Linked DNA regions of Homo sapiens: region 1 is linked to region 2. Evidence: read pairs that join two places in POLR2A ChIA-PET (ENCODE). Cell type or tissue: GM12878. All regions are shown on one strand.

Region 1 (2,500 bases), 59 kb before region 2:
TAAGGGCAACAGGAGGAACAGGAGCTTTCCATAATCCCTTAACGTGGAAAACTCTGCTTTTCTTCATCTGGAACCTGGAATAATATTTGTCTTGCCTCCTGAACTTGTTACATGAAAATGCTTTGAAAACTAAAATGATGCACTATGAATGGAGGACATGTTAGCAATAAAGAGCCGGGGGGCTGGGTGCAGTGGCTCATGCCTGTAATTCCAGCAGTTTGGGAGGCTTAGGTGGGCGGATCTCTTAAGGCCAGGAGTTCGAGACCAGCCTGGACAACATAGTGAGACCACATCTCAAAAAAAAAAAAAAATTCAGAGAAGTGAGAGGCAGATGTAGACTTGGAGAGTGGAAGGTAGAGCGCAGCCCTTACAGTGGATATAATTTTGACATTTGTGGCTGAGGAGAGTGTCCAGGAAGAATGAATAGGATGAGCAGAGGTGGAAAAGTGTAAATTGGGGAAAGAGAATATTGATCAAATTGATGAGTTTGGCTGATATGGTGAGTTACTGTGTATCTTTCAGCCGGTATTTGGAGGCAAGTCCAAATCAGTGACTCGAGGGATTTGGTGCAGAACAGTAGGTACTGTTAGACAGATATTATTATCATTGCACTGATATTATTATTTGTGGAAGGTCTTTGAGATAAACATGATCTCTTCAGTATCTTTGTAAACATCTGTCCCATTGAACAGGGAGAAAACATATTTTTGAAACAGATGTTAGCACCTTATTCATACTGTCTCTTGTCCTGCTTTATTTCTTTTCATGTAAAAAAGTTAAAATAGAAAACAGCAAATTCAGATAAAGGTGGTAGTATATCCAGAGAATAGTGCAAAAACATCTGTCAAGCTAAACTTGGGACTTTATTAATAGGTTAAAGCCGCCTATGGCTGTTATCTGTTTCCATTGCATTGAGTTCAGTGGTTGTTATGCTGGAACAGCTGAGCAGATTTTTACCTCCTGTGCTTAATATTAATTTGATTCATATGGGTTCTTAATAGCTCTGGTGAAGTGGAACTGTGTTTGACACTACTTTTGTTTGTGGTTAGATGATGTATTCAGTTCTGAAACTTGAAGAGAAAAAAAAAAAGAAAATGCTGATAACCTGCCCAGTTTTAATCCCATTTGCCCCCTGTAGCTCATAAAACTCTTGTAGCTAAACTTCCACTGGGGATCAGAGAACACTTTTGGTGTGTCGGCACTGCTGTTTCATCTTTTGCTGTGGAGCTGTGTTTTAGTCTGTTTAGGCTGGCAAAATACCCTAGATTGGGTAGCTTAAAAACAGACTTCTTGGAGTTCTGGAGGCTGGAAAGTCCAAGATCAAGAGTCCAGCAGATCAGGTATCTTGTGAGGGTGGCTTCCTGGTTTGCGGGTGGTGCCTTCTCCTTGTGTCCTCGTGTGGCTGAGGGAGCCAGCCCCAGGCTCTTCCTCTTCTTCTAAGGACACTAATCCCATCATGGGGCCCCACACTTATGATCTCATTTAACTTGTGTCACCTCTCAAAGCCCCCCACCCCGATATCATCCCATTGGAAGTTAGGGTTTCAACATATATATGAATTTTGGGGAACCCATTCGCTCCATAGCAAACAGCATTTGGTTTGAGACCGTCAGTCCAGAACCTGCCTCACCAAAAGGGTTTTGTTACTGCCATTCCCCATGGACTTCTTTACAAGGGATGCTCCTGGGATGACAGCAACATGACGATGGTGTTCCATGTCACAGGATGAGCAAGTTTTTGCTACTTGGATCACCCTATGCATATAAGCAACCACCTGCTTATCATAATGGTCTAAAATATTTCACTTGAAGAAGTAGGGATGTGTTTGAATTTTATAACTCTTAGGTCTTCAGCTCACAGGAGACAAATCGATTGATTGATTCATTCATTCATTCAACGAATATTTGCTGAGGACTGAGGAATATTCTAGGTGCTAAATAATTTAGCCATGAATGAGACAAAATCCCTGCCTTCAAGGGGCTTATGTTCTAGTAGGGATGTCTGACAATGAGGAAGTCCACAAATATATGTATAACATAATATCAGATTATTATGACTGATAGAAGAAAATTAAGAAGGGTGAAGCAGTAGACCATGACTTGAGGAGATGAGGCTGTGTTAGATTAGTTAGTCAGGGAAGGCATATATTTGAAGAGGTGACACTGAGCAGAAATCTGAAAGAAGGGATTGAGACTTGAATATATGAGGGAAGAGCATTCCAGGGAGAGGGAACAGCTAGTGCAAAGGCCCTGAGGTGGGGATGAACTTTGCATGTTTGAGGCATGGGAAGAAGATCAACGTCACTGGAGTGCAGTGGAGAACAAGAGAGTGAGTGGGAGGAAGAGGATGCCACTGAGAGAGCTAGGGGCCAGATCAGGTAGGGCCTTAAAGACCATGGTGGGGACATTAGGTTTTGTTCTTAGTATAACTGGAAGTCATTTTTAAAAGATTACTCTAGCTGCTGTGTAGAGAGTGGGACGTAAGGGGGCAGGAGAGGAAA
Region 2 (2,500 bases):
ATGCCCTCACTGTGCTGTTTGGTAGGGGTTAAGGCAGTGCCAGGGGATGGAGCTCCTGTCGCCAGCAGGCGGAACGGGTCTCGAATCCAGGCAGTCAAACAAGGTTTGAAAGGAATACAAATGCCTACCCTAATTGACAGCACAGTCAGGAGCACGTACAGAGTGAGACTGAACAAGAAAGCCAGAGATGGAGTCCAGGGAGACAGCTCAGAGCCGAGGCCCCGGGGCTGGAACAGGGGACACGAGGCTGGTGTTGAAGCAAAGGCTGGAGCAGAGTGACAGGTGGGGACAGAAAGGGGAAGAGATGGCTGCCACCAGCTGAAGGACAGGCCCGGGCGGGTTCCAGGCGAGCTGAAGAGTGCTGACTCTGGTGGAGAAGCCAGTGAGAGGTGGGGCTGATGAGGAGGAAGAGTTGCGGGCACTGAGGGGCTCGGGTTAGAGATGAGGCCAGGCCTGTATCAGGGAACTGGAGCGCAGAGGGATCCCTCCAAGAGACACTGAGGGAGGACTCAGTCCTCTTTCTCCACGAGGGAAAGGCCGAGAGCCTGGACCAGACCATGCCACTCCGGGCTGTGTCCTGGGGAGGCCGCTCAGCCCTCCAGCTGCAGTCACCTTCTCTGAACCAGGGGCAAAATAGCACCACCTGAACTGCCGGGCTGCTCGGAGAATGACATGAAATATTGCACCTGCGGGCCTAGCACAGCCTCTCGCACGCTGTAGCAGGAGAGGAGGATTTGCTAGTGGTGACTAGGTCAGGGCAGAGTGGGAAATTGCAGCCAAATTAAACAGAGGGGCAGGGCCAGCACCACGGGCGGGCAGAGGACCTGTGCCAGGCTGGTGGCTCTGGGAGGGTTCTGCCAGGCGTCAGGATTGGTAGGGGTGCCTGTTCTGATAGAAGGGAAAAGAAACTTGACTTTTGCCATGTTAGGATTTTAGTCTCCAATGGCTCATCCTATAATATATATGGATTTTATAGACATGGACAGAAAGTGCACAGTTGATTTTCACATTCGGCAGAGGTGAGTCGTTGGTTAGATGTGTCCAGCATGCGTTAGATGGAAGAATGAGATGAAAACAAAACGTTATTTTAGGGGCAAGACTTTGGTTGTCCTTATTTGCAAATTTAGCTCTAAGAATAACTTCAAGACAAGGAAGGGGTTTGTGGTCCACCTCTTGTCAGCTGGGTCCATTGCTATCTGCAGACTTCCTCGTTTCATTTCTGTAACCACTGAGAGGAGTGTGAGCAATAGATGGCTCTCAGCTCAGTGCTCCCAAGCAAATAGACTAGCAAAGGAATGGCGGCCACTCCCCTGTGGGAGGCCCATGCTGTGCAATCCGGGCAGAGTACTGGGGACTGCTCTCACTTCCGTCACCCTTATTGGGATAAATAGTGAATTTCCCCTGATTTCCAATGAATGATTTTGATTGGCCAAGCCAGCGCTGTCCAGTAGTCTATAATGTGAGCCACACATGCAAGCCACACATGGTAAATTTTCCAGCAGCCACTGTATAATAGTAAAAAGAAGCAGGTGAAGTTCACTTTAATAGTATGTTTTATTTAGCCCAGTTATTGGGAGTATGATCATTTGAAAAGTAATCAATATGTAAAGATATTTAAAGTATTGAGATATGTTACATTCTCTTTTTTTGTACTAAATCTTTGAGATCTAGCCACAATATGTGTGCCCAAGAGCCCCCTGCAGACAGTGGCCAGCACCTTGGACAGCATAGATCTAAACTCCTCAACCGACATGCTGCCATTCCCAGAAATGGCTGATAATTACTCTGAGCCAGGTGACATTCATGTCCCCCTGATCCCCTTTTGACAGATGCCTGGTATTCTGATGGTTCATTTCTGACCTGGCTAGTCTGCATTACACAGGGAAACTGTTCAAGAGCCATGGATCACCCAGAGCGCCCACAGGTAGGCCGTTCAGTGACAAGAGTAGCCAATCGAGAGGGCTGACACCCAGCTGTTACCAAGTCTAGAGGAAAACAAAACTAATGACTCTGGTGCAAACATGGAATCCAATTTTGTGGAGAGGAGGAATTTCTAATATAAGAAAAGCAATGGCCCATCAGTAAAGAAAGATTGGATTCAGGCAAAAGCAATGAAAGACTCAGAATTGTGTTTTTGGTTTTATGTCTTCTGTTTGGGATCCTCATTTCAGGCCCTTATGATTCTGTTTTTCCACTTGACAGTGCACAGGGTGGTTGTAAGGAGTCATTACTAAAACAAAAATGATTGGGATGGCATTTTGCAAAAATCACCAAGTGAACTTTGGTGGTAAAAAAAAAAAAGCAAACAAACAATAAAACAAAGTTCAAGTAATGTAGATCAGAGATTCCTCTTCCCTGCTGTAGGAACTTTCTAGGGGAGAAGCATCTGGAAGCAGGACTTGCAGGCACAGCTGCTCAGCCCCCAACCTCGGAGGGTGGATTTCCCCCCAGCTCTCTAATACAAATGAAAGTGAGCCCTTTGAGTCTAATCACACTTCCC

The links. ChIA-PET counts read pairs that join two places held together with the same protein. Peaks named below come from ENCODE experiments on the same cell type or tissue, not always from the same donor. Only the 100,000 strongest peaks of a DNase experiment are listed, where the experiment ranks them.
Region 1: POLR2A ChIA-PET joins it to region 2 with 7 read pairs; 3 of 35 experiments call an interaction of 5 or more read pairs at or near these places.

What each region holds. Positions count from the first base shown.
Region 1 is chr6:157,497,975-157,500,474 of GRCh38, forward strand. All of the region lies in intron 1 of ZDHHC14 (zDHHC palmitoyltransferase 14), which reads left to right. Among named protein-coding and RNA genes, the nearest start is that of MIR3692, 30 kb to the right of the region's middle. In GM12878, no CTCF peak of the experiment used is centred here; a DNase peak (open chromatin) is centred at 1,007.
Region 2 is chr6:157,556,495-157,558,994 of GRCh38, forward strand. All of the region lies in intron 2 of ZDHHC14 (zDHHC palmitoyltransferase 14), which reads left to right. Among named protein-coding and RNA genes, the nearest start is that of MIR3692, 29 kb to the left of the region's middle. RefSeq lists enhancers at 217-526, 225-1,010. In GM12878, no CTCF peak of the experiment used is centred here; a DNase peak (open chromatin) is centred at 1,187; H3K27ac peaks cover 881 bases.